Linked DNA regions of Homo sapiens: region 2 is linked to region 1. A link is an interaction called in ENCODE POLR2A ChIA-PET data of the cell type or tissue named here. Cell type or tissue: PC-9. All regions are shown on one strand. Links, peaks and the distances in the headings refer to the core of each region. The heading gives the core; the rest is flanking DNA.

Region 1 (8,057 bases), core at 1,275-6,274:
TTGCTCTAGAAGAGACAGCATTGCATATCAGCCCTAAGGGACCTCATGAAAAATACAGATTCTGAATGAATAGGTCTGGATGGGGCCTGAGACTCTGCATTTCCATCAAGTCCCCAGACGATGGAGTCACTAGCCACACCGGCTATTTAGATTCAGCTCCTCAGTTACCCTTGCCTCATTTCAAGGGCTCTACAGCTTCATGGAGTCAGTGGTCACAGGATCATCCAAAAACACATCTCTCTGAAATTTTTTTAGTATTAAGCAATGTAATTAATTTTTTAGTATTAAGCAAGGACACTGAATTTAGCTAAAGTATAATTAAATAACCATTAACTATATACTCTCAGTTCTATCAACTCAGAAAAGATCTGAGGGATTTCCACTACTTCTTTCTAACTTTAATTTGAAAAAGTTATATAGAAATAATTGTTTTTCTACTTATCAAACATAGGGCAAAATAATCTGCATTTTCTAACACCTCTTTGAATTTTTTCATGAAATATGTTTATGTTTGTCCCTCTTGGGAATGATAACACATGCACATGACTCCCCAAGGAAGTAAACAAATTTACAGAAGCATTTTTTTATTAAAGTGCTATATTTAGAACTAGCTCACTGTGACAATTCAAATCCTATTGCAAATTTGTATACAAAACAGGAAGTTTCAATAATAATCAAGGAAAACAATAATTCTCTATTTAGCATTTTAAGAAAACCAAACAAATGCTTGGCTGCTTTTTAATTGAGGAGATAAAGCACTTTAATATTGATAAAATGTTTCTGTTATTTAAGTAGCACTTTTACAACTCTAAAGCCAAGAACTTTATCCATAACTTTGCCAGTCTGTCAGACAACCAGGCAAACAGAATTCAACCCAGTCGTGGTTTCCTAGGCAACAAGCACAGATAGAACCACTGGGGGGAAAAAAAATGAAAACAAGAAAAAGCATCGCAGCATTTCCAGTAGGCTTAAGAAATGCATTTTAATTGTCAAAATGTCACAGACAACAATATTGAAAATCATTTCCTTGGAAATGATTCAAAGCAGAATGCCATTTTCATTACAGCAAACGAGGTGTGGAAAAAGAGAAAAATTAGATTCCCTTCCTTTGCTCTGAATTAAGTAGGGATGGTGATCAATCTTATTTGATTTTACAAAATGTATCTACATTAGTACGGATTTCTAATATGCCTCGTTAGTTTTCTCTGCAAACATTACCATACATTGAATCAACATAAAAAGAAGAGTCATCCAGGATGACGGGCTAGCACAGGACGAAGCATGTGGCTGAAGATCATCTGCTGCAAAGACAGGCTCGCACCTGCTCAGGTCTTAATTCACAGGGTAAACCACACACTTCAAAACACCGATTCAAACAGAACAAGGCTGTCCACATTCACGCATGGCTCTAGTTTCCTCATCTATAACAAAAAGGGCTTACCTTCTATCTTAAAAACTTCTGTCCCTAACAGCTTTTGATTTTTGGAAATAAAATATAGAAGGGCTGTTCTGTCTAGAAAGATTGCTTACAAAATAAATACTATATTCTAAAGCATTTTAAAACTTTTTCTTTATAGGACCTAAATATTGACAGTTAACCTTTAGAAAATAATATTTGAAATGTCCTACCACATGGCTATTAAAATGTCTAAATTTTACACCAGCTTTTGTAACCCTGATGGCATTTACTCTTATATCCTGATCAGAAACATTTACTTGGATTAACAGAAATGTGTTGGGTACCCTTAATCTACACTTTCACACGATATGTCACTATAATCTTGTGAAATCATCTGTATTTTCTTCCAAAGAATCTTTTCAGTCAAACACTTAGTCAATTTAGAAACTTAGGTCGAATCGATTAAGTAATTCAGTCAAAACTACCAATATAGTAGCTGCAGGCAAATATCGCTAAAGCGTTTTTCTGATAATTCACCTCTCAATGATTGGAAAATGAGGGAATGAATAGCAAAATGGGAATTCCAAGAACGAAAGTGTTTACCATTTTTTCTGTCTACCTTGTATATCCACAAAGCAAGATTAATGTATTATAATTCATTTTTCTGAGCCAACCACCTGCCACTGAACTTCATTAGATCAATGTTAATGCCTTAGTCAATCAGTTGCACTACTGGAGTGGTGTTGAGTATCTGGCTGCATTTGTGCATATTTCCCTCTGTGATACATACTTCTCCTCATATAAAAGCTAGTACAATGCAAGACATGCAAGTTATAAAAGAATAAGTTGATAATGCAAAGCAAAGTAAATGCCCAAAAATGGAAGCACATGCATACATTACCTTATTCCAATGTCTTCAATCAATTCAAAAAAATGTGACCTGTCTGCGTGTGGCACAGGGGATCTCTACTCCTGGCTCCTACCATTGCATGAGAGAGAATTATTAAATTTTCAGGAATTTCTGAGAGTTGATGGTTAAATAAAATTATTAAAAATTATAATACAGGCCAGGCATGGTGGCTCATGCCTGTAATCTCAGCATTTTGGGAGGCCACGGCAGGCGGATCACCTGAGGTCAGGAGTTCCAGACCAGCCTGGCTAACATGGTAAAACCCCATCTCTATTAAAAATACAAAAATTAGCTGGCTGTGGTGACAGGCACCTGTAATTCCAGCTACTCGGGAGGCTGAAGCAGTAGAATCACTTGAACCTGGGAGGCGGAGACTGCAGTGATCCAAGATAGTGCCATTGCACTCTAACCTGGGCGACAAAAGCGAAACTCTGTCTCAAAAAAAAAAGAAAAAAAAGAAAAGAAAATTATAGTACATAAACTTCCAACTAAACTATATTAAAACAAAGATAATACTCAAAAATCTTCACGTTCGAATTATTTTACTATATTTTATTAGTATCTACACACATGATGCACCTTCTCCATCTATTATCATGGAAATACCATATTACAGTTTGCTACCATGCATCTCATCCCAACTCAACATTCAGTGACATCAATTTGGTAGCCTGAATCTGGCCATAATACTCATATTTACACCATGGAAATGGGAAAATGTGACAAAGCCAGGTTTCTGCGGTTTTCAGAGAGCCGGCTATTAAACATTTCCCAACACAGCAGTGGATCTAGAGAACCCACACAAATTCCCTACTCTCCCGTAGTCACCAAAAATACACAGCACTACAGGATTATGTAGCAACTCTATGGAATCCGGAAACACCTACTGAAGAAACTGTTACTTGACCAGATGCCTATGGCATAAGTAAGGCTAGACAGGAGAGCACCAAAGAGAAGTTTTACCAGACAAAGGGAAAAGAGAGTGCCTAGAGTTAAGCAGGAAGAAGACTCATCCAAGAAATTCAGAGGCCCAGCGTGCTAGTCATGAGGTAGAAGAGACAAGGCTGCAAAGACACAAAACAATTCTTATACACTTGAACAAAACATACCAGTATTCTTAACCGTACTGGGAAGCTGCTGAAGGTTTTTAAGCATGGAGGTAGAAGGAAGAGAGATGTGAATTACTAAACGATCACTTGACTAAACTGGAGAATGGATCAAAAGACTGCCCAAGAAAAGATGCAGAAAAAGTGACCAGAAAGCAGGTCCAGTGCCTCCAAACTTTCTTGATAACATAGCCCTGTTAGGAAAATCTTTCTGAGCATGCAGCTGTATAGGACTTTTATTTAATGATCATTTAAATGCTCAATTCCACTAATACAAACATTATTAAACATATACAAGGAATAGGAAATTTTACAATGTGAGATAATAAAATACAGATATGTTAAGTCCTGATATTTTTTTAATAATTGTTGTTCCCCTAATCCCCATGTTGATCAAAGGTCCCCATTTGTTTTCCATGCCTCAATGGTTCTGCATCACACTTCACAGATCACTGATGAAGCCAGCTTTGGGAGATGAAATGTAGGATGCACTGGTAACAGGATTGATAAGGTCTGCAAAGCTGGAGCCAATTCCACTGTCAGGGAAGACCAAGCTCATGCTCAGACATTCCACACTAGGAAAAACCTCTTCAAAACTTAGCACCATGACTGTGACCAATTTCCAGCCCCCCAACCCAATTTGCCTACTGAAGACAACACAATGGTTGAGCCCAATTTCCTGGCACTCAATTTCGCAGGGGGCAAAAGAAAATGTTAAACTCATTGAGATACCATTGCTTCCTAACTATCTGTACCCATAAACAAAAAAAGCAAAAAAAAAACAAACAAAAACCCACAACTCAACACAAGCACAGTGGTCACTGTGTTCTGGCATCCTACTGCAGACAAGCAGATCTGCCCATCATTGCTTCTGACACCTGCCAAGTAAGACCTCATCCAACACACAGTCACAGTGCCCACAGAAACGTCAGGCTACAGTTCTGTAAGAAGTTCATCAGAGTCCAAATAAAGGAAAATCTGAATTGGCAAGGAGAACCCACATTTATTGGTACCCTTGGAAAGATTAATCACTCGGATAATCAAGGGTAGACTCACTACATTTTCAGACATAGCTGTGAAAACTGAATTTAGAGCCAGCGTGCTCCTGATGTTAACTTACTTTAAGCATTTGCAAAATAAAAGCAATAATTCCAAATAGTGGTCTCTGAATACCCTTTCCCATTAATAGGGGCAAGGCTACTTTGAGAAATGACTGATTCCAGGTATGGGGCAGAAAATATATTAGAAGAGCATGAAACACACTGTCACAGCAGAAAGTGAGGATGCTGCTACCAACAGCTCTCAGGAGTCAGCTTAGAGGGGTCTGGTTATTCAAATGTGGGGCAACTGAAACATCAGTAAGAAGAATAATGCAACCGGCTGCAGTAATAACTATGTTGATGTTTGTGAGTTCTTAATGATATCTTTTAAAAAGAAAAAAAAAAAAAACAGTAAACATGAACCGTGAGGATGTGGCCCCAGAAAACCAACTTATTTTTTCTGAAACCAATAAAGGAAGAGGCTAGCCATGGTGGCTCATGCCTGTAATACCAGCACTTTGGGAAGCTAAGGTGGGTGGATCACTTGAGCTCAGGAGTTTGAGACCAGCCTGGGCAATATGGCAAAACCCTGTCTCTGCAAAAATACAAATATTAGCTGGGCATGGTGGTGTGCGCCTGTAGTCCCAGCTACTTGGGAGGTTAAGATGGGAGGATGCTTGAGCCCAGGAGGTCTTGGCAGCGAGCCAAGATTGCATCACTGCACTGGGTGTCCAGCCTAGGTGACAGAGTAAAACCATGTCTCAAAAGGGAAGAAGAAGAAAAAAAAAAAAGAAACAAAAACAAAACTGATAAAGAAACAGATGAAATTAAGCATTTGGCCTACACTTTCCATATGAACTGTATACCTCAGAGTAACTGGCAAGAATAGCTGAGAAGGAAAAGTTTCTGTTTATAGAAATATTCCCCTACTAAATAAAGGAATTACAGTAATAACAGGTAGACAGATAAAAGATCCAGGTAATAATTACCAGGGGCTGCTCACAAAATGATGAACAACCACACTGTCCCCATCTGCTGATGGAACCATACAACAATGCCTGGAGATAATATTATTACAAATTGAAATCGGAGTTATATTAAGACTCTACATCCACCTATCAGTTTATAAGAAACACCGAGGTTATAGAACATGGTAGATACCACAGGGATGGATTCAGCGAAGTCAAGACAGGAGGAAGCTGCAGGAGAAAGCAAGCCCAATTTCAACGAAGAAACTGAAACACATGCACAGGGGTCAGGCAGGAGGAACAACCTATAGACTAAAAGAATCCGAAGAGATATATCAATCAAATGTAAGGTGTGGATTTCGTGTGGATTCTAAACCAGCCAAATATAAAGCAACATTTACAAAACATTCAGATATTTTAATAACACTATTACATATAGCTTAAGTATTTTTGTTATTAAACAGTACTATTTTTAACGTTTAAAAATAGTATACTATTTTTAAAATGTATACTAAAATGTTTTCAGAAGAAGTGACATGAGGTCTGAAATATGTTTCAAAATAATCCTGTTTGGATGAGTTCGTAGGAGTATAGATGCAGCAAGACTAGCCATAAATTAATAATTGTTAGAGCTGATAGTTGAGCTGTATGTTTAAAATTTTCTGTAATAAAAAATGAAATAATGTGATCCAGCAATGCAGAAGACTAGTGAAAAATATCCAATGTAGTAACACTAAATACCACTGGTCTTCCTATCTGTTGGTTCCACATTCATGGATTCAAACTGAATCCACGGACTGAATCTCAACAGATTGAAAATACTTGAAAAAGAAAATAAAAATAACAAATAATGCAAAAATTAAAAATAATGCAAATAAAAACAATATAGTATAACAACTATTTATATAGCGTTTACATTGTGTTAGGCCTTATAAGTAATCTAGAGATTATTTAAAGTGTACAAGAGGATGTGTGCAGGTTATATGCAAACTATTACACAATTTTAAATAAGAAACTGAGCATCTTCAGATTTTGGTATCTGCAGGAGTTCCTGGAACCAACCCCCAAGCGATACTGAAGGATGACAGTGAGAGCTTTTCCCCACAATTAAGGTTATATTTTTTTAAAGAAAAGCTGCCTGAAGTCACACGTTCACCATAATAATTTCTACAATATTTTCTGCACTACAGTGTAATAAATCTCTTTGGAACAGGTTGTGCTGACTTTATACAACATTCATTGAGAAGAGGTATGGTTTTACTGAAAAGAATTGCTAAATCAAGCCTCCTAAAATGCTGTTCCTCACAAGTTAAATGAGCTAGGAAGCAACATGAAATTTAACAAGATGATCAGCGGGTCAAGATGTGGCCTCAACTCAATTTACTTAGATGTGCTTTGACTATGAAAAGAAGTAACAAATACTATTGCAGTGTGATTTTTTCCATCTTTAAAAAAGATGAAACACAATTAATTATAATAAAGTTACACATGTAAAACAGTTGCATTTTACCCACACATACTTAGATCTTGGAAAATAATTCAAGGGGCACCGAAGTAATATACAAAAACCGTGACAAAGAAATGTAAAGAAGTGCTTTCCCCCCTCTCCTACCTCCTCAAAGAACTTCTTATATTATTTTGATTTCCATAAGATATATTACTATAAGATGTTCAAAAAGATTATATTTACCAATAAGATTGTAGGTAAGTAGGCAGAAAAAAAACAAAAATTTCAAATACGAGTAGCATAGAATTAAGCTTGAAACCCATAGGAACTGACAGCAAATTATAAGAAGCAGTCAGATGTAGAAAGAGACACTTCAGTATTTCTCAGCTTCATTTGATTAATAATTCTTTTAAAAGTCTGAGGGAGATGCATAAGTGTGGTATGTAGGTATTCATTTCAAAGACAGTGTTTAGGAAAATAAATCTAGAAAATAATCCACGGAATATAACATTTCATTTATTTAAGACATATTAGTCACTGTCCCATGAGTTTTATACACATCATTCTCATTTCATACATGCCATTTATGTCACGCTTTATTCCTGCTATGAATACTTGAAGTAAAAAGGCCACTATCCCCTGGGCACAGTGTTGCTCACACCTGTAATTTCAGCACTTTGGGAGGCCAAGGCAGGAGGATTGCATGAGGCCAGGAGTTCGACACCAGCCTGGCCAACACGGCAAAACCCTGTCTCTACTAAAAATACAAAAATTAGCCAAGTGTGGTGGTGCACACCTGTAATCCCAGCTACCTGAGAAGCTGAGACACAATAATCTCTTGAACCCAGGAGGCGGAGGTTACAGTAAGCTAAGATTGCACCACTGCACTCCAGCCTGAGCAAAAGAGCAAGACTCTGCCTCAAAAAGAAATAAAAAATAAACAAAAATTAAAAAGCCTACATTAATACTCAATTTCCAGCCAATAAATAAGGATAATCACTTACGTGTGAACATAGAAAAATAAAGGTAATGAATCACTGCAACACATACACACACTCCTACCTTTTTTAGACACTTAGAATAGCACTGAAGTAATAGCCCTGACTCTTGCATAAGAAAGTATAACACACATATCACCATTTTCATTACCAATAGATGGTGAAACATCATTTACTGTAGATGAGTCC
Region 2 (6,528 bases), core at 1,529-6,528, 520 kb after region 1:
TAATCCCACCACTTTGGGAGGCTGAGGTGGGCAGATTACTTGAGCTCAGGAGTTTGAGACCAGCCTGGCCAACAAAGCAAAACCCGGTCTCTACTAAAAATTAAAAAATTAGCCTGGCATAGTGGCTTACACCTGTGGTCCCAGCTACTTGGAAGGCTGAGGCAGGATTATCACTTGAGCCCAGGAGGTGGGGATTGCAGTGAGCTGAGATGGCACCACTGCACTCCAACCTGGGTGGCACAGCAAGATCTCATCTCAAAAATAAATAAACATAAAATAAAATTTAAAGTGCAAACAAGGAATCTATGTTTACTTTGTCAATTTCTGGGCAGCAAAAATAGCATGTTTTAGAAAAAAATATAAAACCTTTAAGAATTTACTAGCCTAAAATTAGAAACCATAATTAATTAACCTTAAGAAATCCCTATTTTGGCCAGGCACAGTGGCTCACGCCTGTAATCCCAGAACTTTGGGAAAGACAGGTGGATCACCTGAGGTCAGGAGTTCGAGACCAGCCTGACCAGCCTGGCCAACATTGTGAAACCCTATCTCTACTAAAAATACAAAATTAGCTGGGCATGGTGGCACGTGCCTGTAGTCCCAGCTACTCAGGAGGCTGAGACAGGAGAATCATTTGAACCCAGGAGGTGGAGGTTGCAGTGAGCCAAGATCACGCCATTGCACTCCACCCTGGGCAACAAGAGTGGAACTCCGTCTCAAAAAAAAAAAAAAAAAATCCATATTTTGCTAAGATTCTGATGCCAGATAAATCATTTCTCAAAATTATGAAAACATTGATTTGAATTTCAGAATATGCCTTTTACAGTTGTTCAGTTATAGACTATAAAATGTCATCATAATCCTAGGGATGTCAGCAAAATGAATTAATGAGAGAAATAAACTGTAGGCTATTAACTTTACAAAAATAAAAACAAAACATTATTTATAGGAATTTTTTCTTATAAGCACAATAATTTGAAGGAGATATAATCCCACCTCTGTTGCATTTTTAACTATTTAAACATCTAGGATATACTATGACAACAAAACAGCAAAATCTTGTAACTAGAAAAAAAGTTACAGAGAAAAAAAGTAATATACTAATGGCTTGTTATTCTTGTGACAGATATTAAAAATATATGGTGGTTAAAAACAGATGACAGTTAATTGAGTGCTGACATTAAGAACACTTGGAATGGAGTTACACATATTAAATATGTGTACAAACAGACATCAACAGGCTGTCATTTCCTGTTATAGAACCATGAAATTAAGCACATTTATAAAACCAAAAACCTGGAAAGTCTTTAAAGGCTAGTTTCAAAATCTCAATTAATCAAAATCTTCCAGATGGCAATTCTTTTACAATTATTCAATAAGCTGTAACAGTATAGGACAAATAAAATCAAACTATAAACGGCACATGGCACCAACTCACACAGCATGCTCTGTGATGCCTTAACGCTCGCAGCTCTATGGAGCGTACAGTAACGTAGTGAATACAAGTGCTTTCCAGAGCACAATAACAATTACAGCCTTATTTTAAAACTGCAAACATCTCATGAAAAAGCTTTAATGCTGATGATGCTTAAATTCTTTGGAATATTACTACATACCTTTTCTGAATCATGGTTAATCATTTTCACATCAAGTAATGATTTGATTGTTTTTGTCAGTTCCTTTTCATTCATCTGAGTGCTGTCCTGAAGCTCTTTATAACTGACAGTTTCACTGTTGTTAAAGGCAAGAAGAACTGCCATTTGGTATGTTGTAACCATGGCTACATATGGTTTGCCCAAATAGTTCATTTTAACTTCACCTACAATTAAAACAAAAACTGACAGTGAATTGACCATTCAAAGAAACATTTCAAATTTACTTTATTTCAGACATTTTCTTCGGAAAGAGTGAACCAATAATTTTATTAAATTGTTGTAAAGCCACTGCTGTTAACAAGGTAGTCATTTTGTTTCTTGGGGAGGTGAGGATGGAAGTCTATTAGTTTTGAGTATATGGTATAAATCAGTAAAACTATCATAACTTCACCAGTAGGTTAAAACAGTCTTTAAGGCCAGGCGCAGCGGCTCACGCCTGTAATCCCAGCACTGTGGGAGGCCGAGGCAGACAGATCACTTTAGGTCAGGAGCTCGAGACCAGCCTGGTCAACATAGTAAAACCCCATCTTTACTAAAAGTACAAAAATTAGCCAGGCATGGTGGCTCATGCTTGTAATCCTAGCCACTTGGGAGGCTGAGGCAGGAAAATCACTTGAACCTGGGAGGCGGAGGTTGCAGCAAGCCAAGATCACACCACTGCACTCCAGCACGGGTGACAGAGCGAGACTCTGTCTCAAAAAAAAAAAAAAAACAAAAAAAAAAGTCTTTAAATATTAATAGAAATGCTAAGACTTAGGCAGAAAAAGAAAAGAACAAAAAACCCAAACAATAAAAGGAGGTGGGAGAAGGAGAAATGGACAGACAAAGGGCAAAGTGATATCAGCAACAGCCTCAAGTGCTGTCGATAGCTGGGCTCTCCCAGGTAAGGTTCAAGCCTCCTGGGAGGTCCACAGCCACATGGAAAATGCTTTTGAGGCCCTGTCTAAGCTGTAATTTCTGCCAAAATTAATGCTATTATGTCTCATAAACAACATTTTTCTTTCCAGTAACTTCCTAGAGGCAAACAGGTATGAAAGGAGAGACAAACAGGCAGACCCATTCTCTTGCTGAAAGTTGATAGCAAAAGAATCTGAATGTTTTCATAAAAATGTTTAATCTGAATGTTTTCATAAAAATGAAAAACATTTAATCTGAATGTTTTCATAAATATGTTCTATATGTGCTGGGCACGGTAGCTTATGCCTGTAATCCCAGCACTTTGAAAGGCCGAGGTGGGCAGATCACTTAAACCCAGGAGTTCGAGACCAGCCTGGTCAACATGGCGAAACCTTGTCTCTACTAAAAATACAAAAATTCGCCGGGCATGATGGCATATGCCTGTAAACCCAGCTACTCGGGAGGCTAAGGTATAAGAATCCTTGAACCTGGGAGGCAGAAGTTGCAGTGAGCCAAGATCACACCACTGCACTCAAACCTGGGCGACAGAATGAGTATCTGTCTCAAAAAAAAAAAAAAAATTCTATATGCTAAATGACCCTGGGAGCTCTAAGAGATAGAGCAAGTATTATGTATACTACAGTTCTGCAACATCCTGGGAGACAGCAGCATGACATCAGCACACTGAAAGCTCATAATGAATAATATGGCAAACATGTCTACACTCTGTAATGTTCCATACGTGTTTAAAAAAAAAAAAAAAGAAAAGAAAAAAGATGCAGATCAAAGAGCTGCTTCCTAAAGCACGAAGTTGTGGTTTGACGACTAACACACACACGGCCTGCATTATTTGATTGTTGAATGGATTATAAATGAAATTGGGCCAGGCGTGGTGGCTCACGCCTGTAATCCCAGCATTTTGGGAGGTGGAGGCAGGCGGATCACGAGGTCAGGAGATCGAGACCACGGTGAAACCCCTGCTCTACTAAAAATACAAAAAAAAAAAAAAACTAGCAGGGCGCAGTGGCGGACACCTGTAATCCCAGCTACTCGGGAGGCTGAGGCAGGAGAATGGCGTGAACCCGGGAGGCGGAGCTTGCAGTGAGCCGAGATCGCACCACTGCACTCCAGCCTGGGCAACAGAGCAAGACTCCATCTCACAAAAAAAAAAAAAAAAAAAAAAAAAAGATGAAATCAACATGAGATTTGATTTTAAAGCTCTTCATTGTTAACTCAAGGAAGCTGTATTTCTCATAAAATTACCCCAGAGACTGCATTTTCCCTCTCAAGGATAATTAGTAACTCTGATTAAGGTTTTCTGCTTTATGTATTCATTACCTCATTAAAGATTTTAGGCCGGGCGCAGTGGCTCACGCCTGTAATCCCAGCACTTTGGGAGGCCGAGGCAGGTGGATCACCTGAGGTCTGGAGTTCAAGACCAGCCTGACCAACATGGAGAAACCCCGTCTCTACTAAAAATACAAAATTAGCCGGGTGTGGTGGTGCATGCCTGTAATCTCATCTACTCCGGAGGCTGAGGCAGGAGAATGGCTTGAACCCGGGAGGTGGAGGTTGCTGTGAGCCGAGATCGCGCCATTGCACTCCAGCCTGGGTAACAAGAGCGAAACTCCGTCTCAAAAAAAAAAAAAAAAAAGATTTTAAAGGCTATGAGTGAATTCATTAGCTTAATATCACCATAAATGCAATATTATCTTGATTATTATCATTTATGCCTTGACATTTCAGATAAAACTGATATTTAGAAACATTTTTCAGAATTATCTGGATGGGAATACCAAGAGAAAAAATTCATAGCCCTCTAAATTTTCACAAAAGGAGGTTTAATATATTAAATTCAATATCCAATTCATAGAAACAGCTTGTGCAAAAAATTATCATTTGGAGTATACTATTAACAATTTCTATAAAAAGGACTCTTATCAACATTTAAGTTTGGAAAATGTAAGTAAAACATTACATAAATTGCATTTTGTTATTTCTGCAATGACGACTTAATCATATGCAGAAATAAGTAGAGAATTATGCATCAAGCACCAAGATGATTAAGTGGCACCATCAGCCAGGATGTCACTGATGCTGTAATATGCTGCCGTGGGTTTGAAAGCAGAATGAGTCTTCTGCCGTCTTTCAGCACCACGAGACCCAAAGAGCATTAGGAGATCATGCGAGGGGCCAAAGCATCATTTACTTCTTATTGAGTTCATTCTTTCATTGTGCCCTTTCTTGCTATTTTTCAATACTCTACCAGGGATCAGGGGTACACTGACCTCTTCCCACTTTTCTTAGCACCATACTCTTACTGAAAAGACTGGGGAAGGGGTGGGAAGACACGACAGGGGAAAGGAAACTTCAAACTTGGATGATTCATTTAATTACTGTGGTGTAAACACAAATGAGAAACAACAAGAGTGGTGATTTACCCTGCAGAATAGGTTGGCAAACCCTAAGAGACTAAAAACTAAAATAAAACATTCTGATACATGCATACTTAAAGTAAGCCAACAATAAATAATTCAAGCAGCATTTACAATGACAGGAAATAAAGAGCGGGCAGAACTCTCACAATAGTTTCATCCAAGTCACTCCCCAGTATCTGTGTCAGCTCTCTACTCTCTCAGGGCAAGTTGAAGGCATGATAGGATATCACCATTTTGCAACCAGTAATGAAACAACTGATTCTGGCAAGGATCATCAGTGGAGGCTAAAACTACATTAGGTTCCTGGAACAGGGTATTCATGCCAAAGTATCATCCCTCAGACTGTCTGCTAAGCTAACTGAAGAGGGGAAAGAGTGCCTCTACAATGGAGATATCTGGTGGTTACCGCCTTCATCAAGTGACCAAATTTAGCATCTCTAATAGTGAGACAATCTGACATTAGATGCCTTTGAAATATGCAATATGAAATACACAGGACCACCTATGAAATATCCTTGCCAATAATACTTAACTGAATATAATCAAACCTTTAGAACTAATTTCCACTTTCCAGAACATACAAGGAATAGAAAACAAATTTAAAAAAAAAAAAAATAAATCACAAATAAGTAATCCAAAGTACTGGATATTCTACAAGACAACTGGCCTGGTCTGTTCAAAACAGTGTGTCAAAGAATGCTGAGAAGTGGGGAGGTGGAAGGGAAATGTAACAACCAAATACAATTAGTGACCTCTGACAGTCAAGCAAGTCACCTTGGGACAGTCAGGGAAATTTGAATATGGACTGGACATTAGACAATACTAACATCCCTCCCTATTTTTAGCTGTTGGAATTATTTGAAAACAAAAGCAGGACAAATTTAGTCAATAGAATCGTTATCTTTTAAGGTATGCACAATGATATGGTGTTACTTTTATTCTGGCAAACACTAGTAACTACCAACACATACTATGATGTAGGGTTCACAAAATTCTAGCCTGATCCATACTATGTACTGTCTGGTGAAGTTTTTTTTATCTTCCTTGAGTTCATCATTTCTCAACGTGTCTTTCAGCAACTGACCAGCAATCTCTACAACTTCTTGCTCTGCCACAAATAAAACTTATTTATACAAAGACAGTGTAATGGTTTCTGTCACACTGTCTGGTTATATCTCTTTATCAAGTATCTGTATGTCTTTATCAAACTGTTCCTTATCGTTAATTCTATCCAAAGCCTTAGTCATAAATCCAGTGGAATTTTCAGGATTTTTCTCACTCTGTCACATCTGGCATCACAGATTGCTTCTTAAAATTCTTCCTCTGTTGGAAATACACTCTCAACACTCTCCTTTACGTAGCTTGGTTAAGTCCTATTCATTCTTTTTATTTTATGGGTTTTTTTTTTTTTTTTTCAAGACAGGGTCTCACTATGTTGCCCAGGCTGATCTTGAACTCCTGGGCTCAAGTGATACTCCTGCCTCAGCCTCCCACAGTGCTAGATTACTATGACCTTATTTAACCTTGATCACCTTCTC

The links. Peaks named below come from ENCODE experiments on the same cell type or tissue, not always from the same donor. Only the 100,000 strongest peaks of a DNase experiment are listed, where the experiment ranks them.
Region 2: POLR2A ChIA-PET joins it to region 1 with 12 read pairs; 2 of 35 experiments call an interaction of 5 or more read pairs at or near these places.

Annotation. Positions count from the first base shown.
Region 1 is chr10:34,490,986-34,499,042 of GRCh38, forward strand. All of the region lies in intron 3 of PARD3 (par-3 family cell polarity regulator), which reads right to left. Among named protein-coding and RNA genes, the nearest start is that of PARD3, 320 kb to the right of the region's middle. In PC-9, for the core only: no CTCF peak of the experiment used is centred there; a DNase peak (open chromatin) is centred at 3,196; H3K27ac peaks cover 1,556 bases.
Region 2 is chr10:35,014,576-35,021,103 of GRCh38, forward strand. CUL2 (cullin 2) reads right to left here. Exons shown (of 21, transcript NM_003591.4): 18 at 1,617-1,819. Among named protein-coding and RNA genes, the nearest start is that of LINC02635, 45 kb to the left of the region's middle. In PC-9, for the core only: no CTCF peak of the experiment used is centred there; no DNase peak of the experiment used is centred there.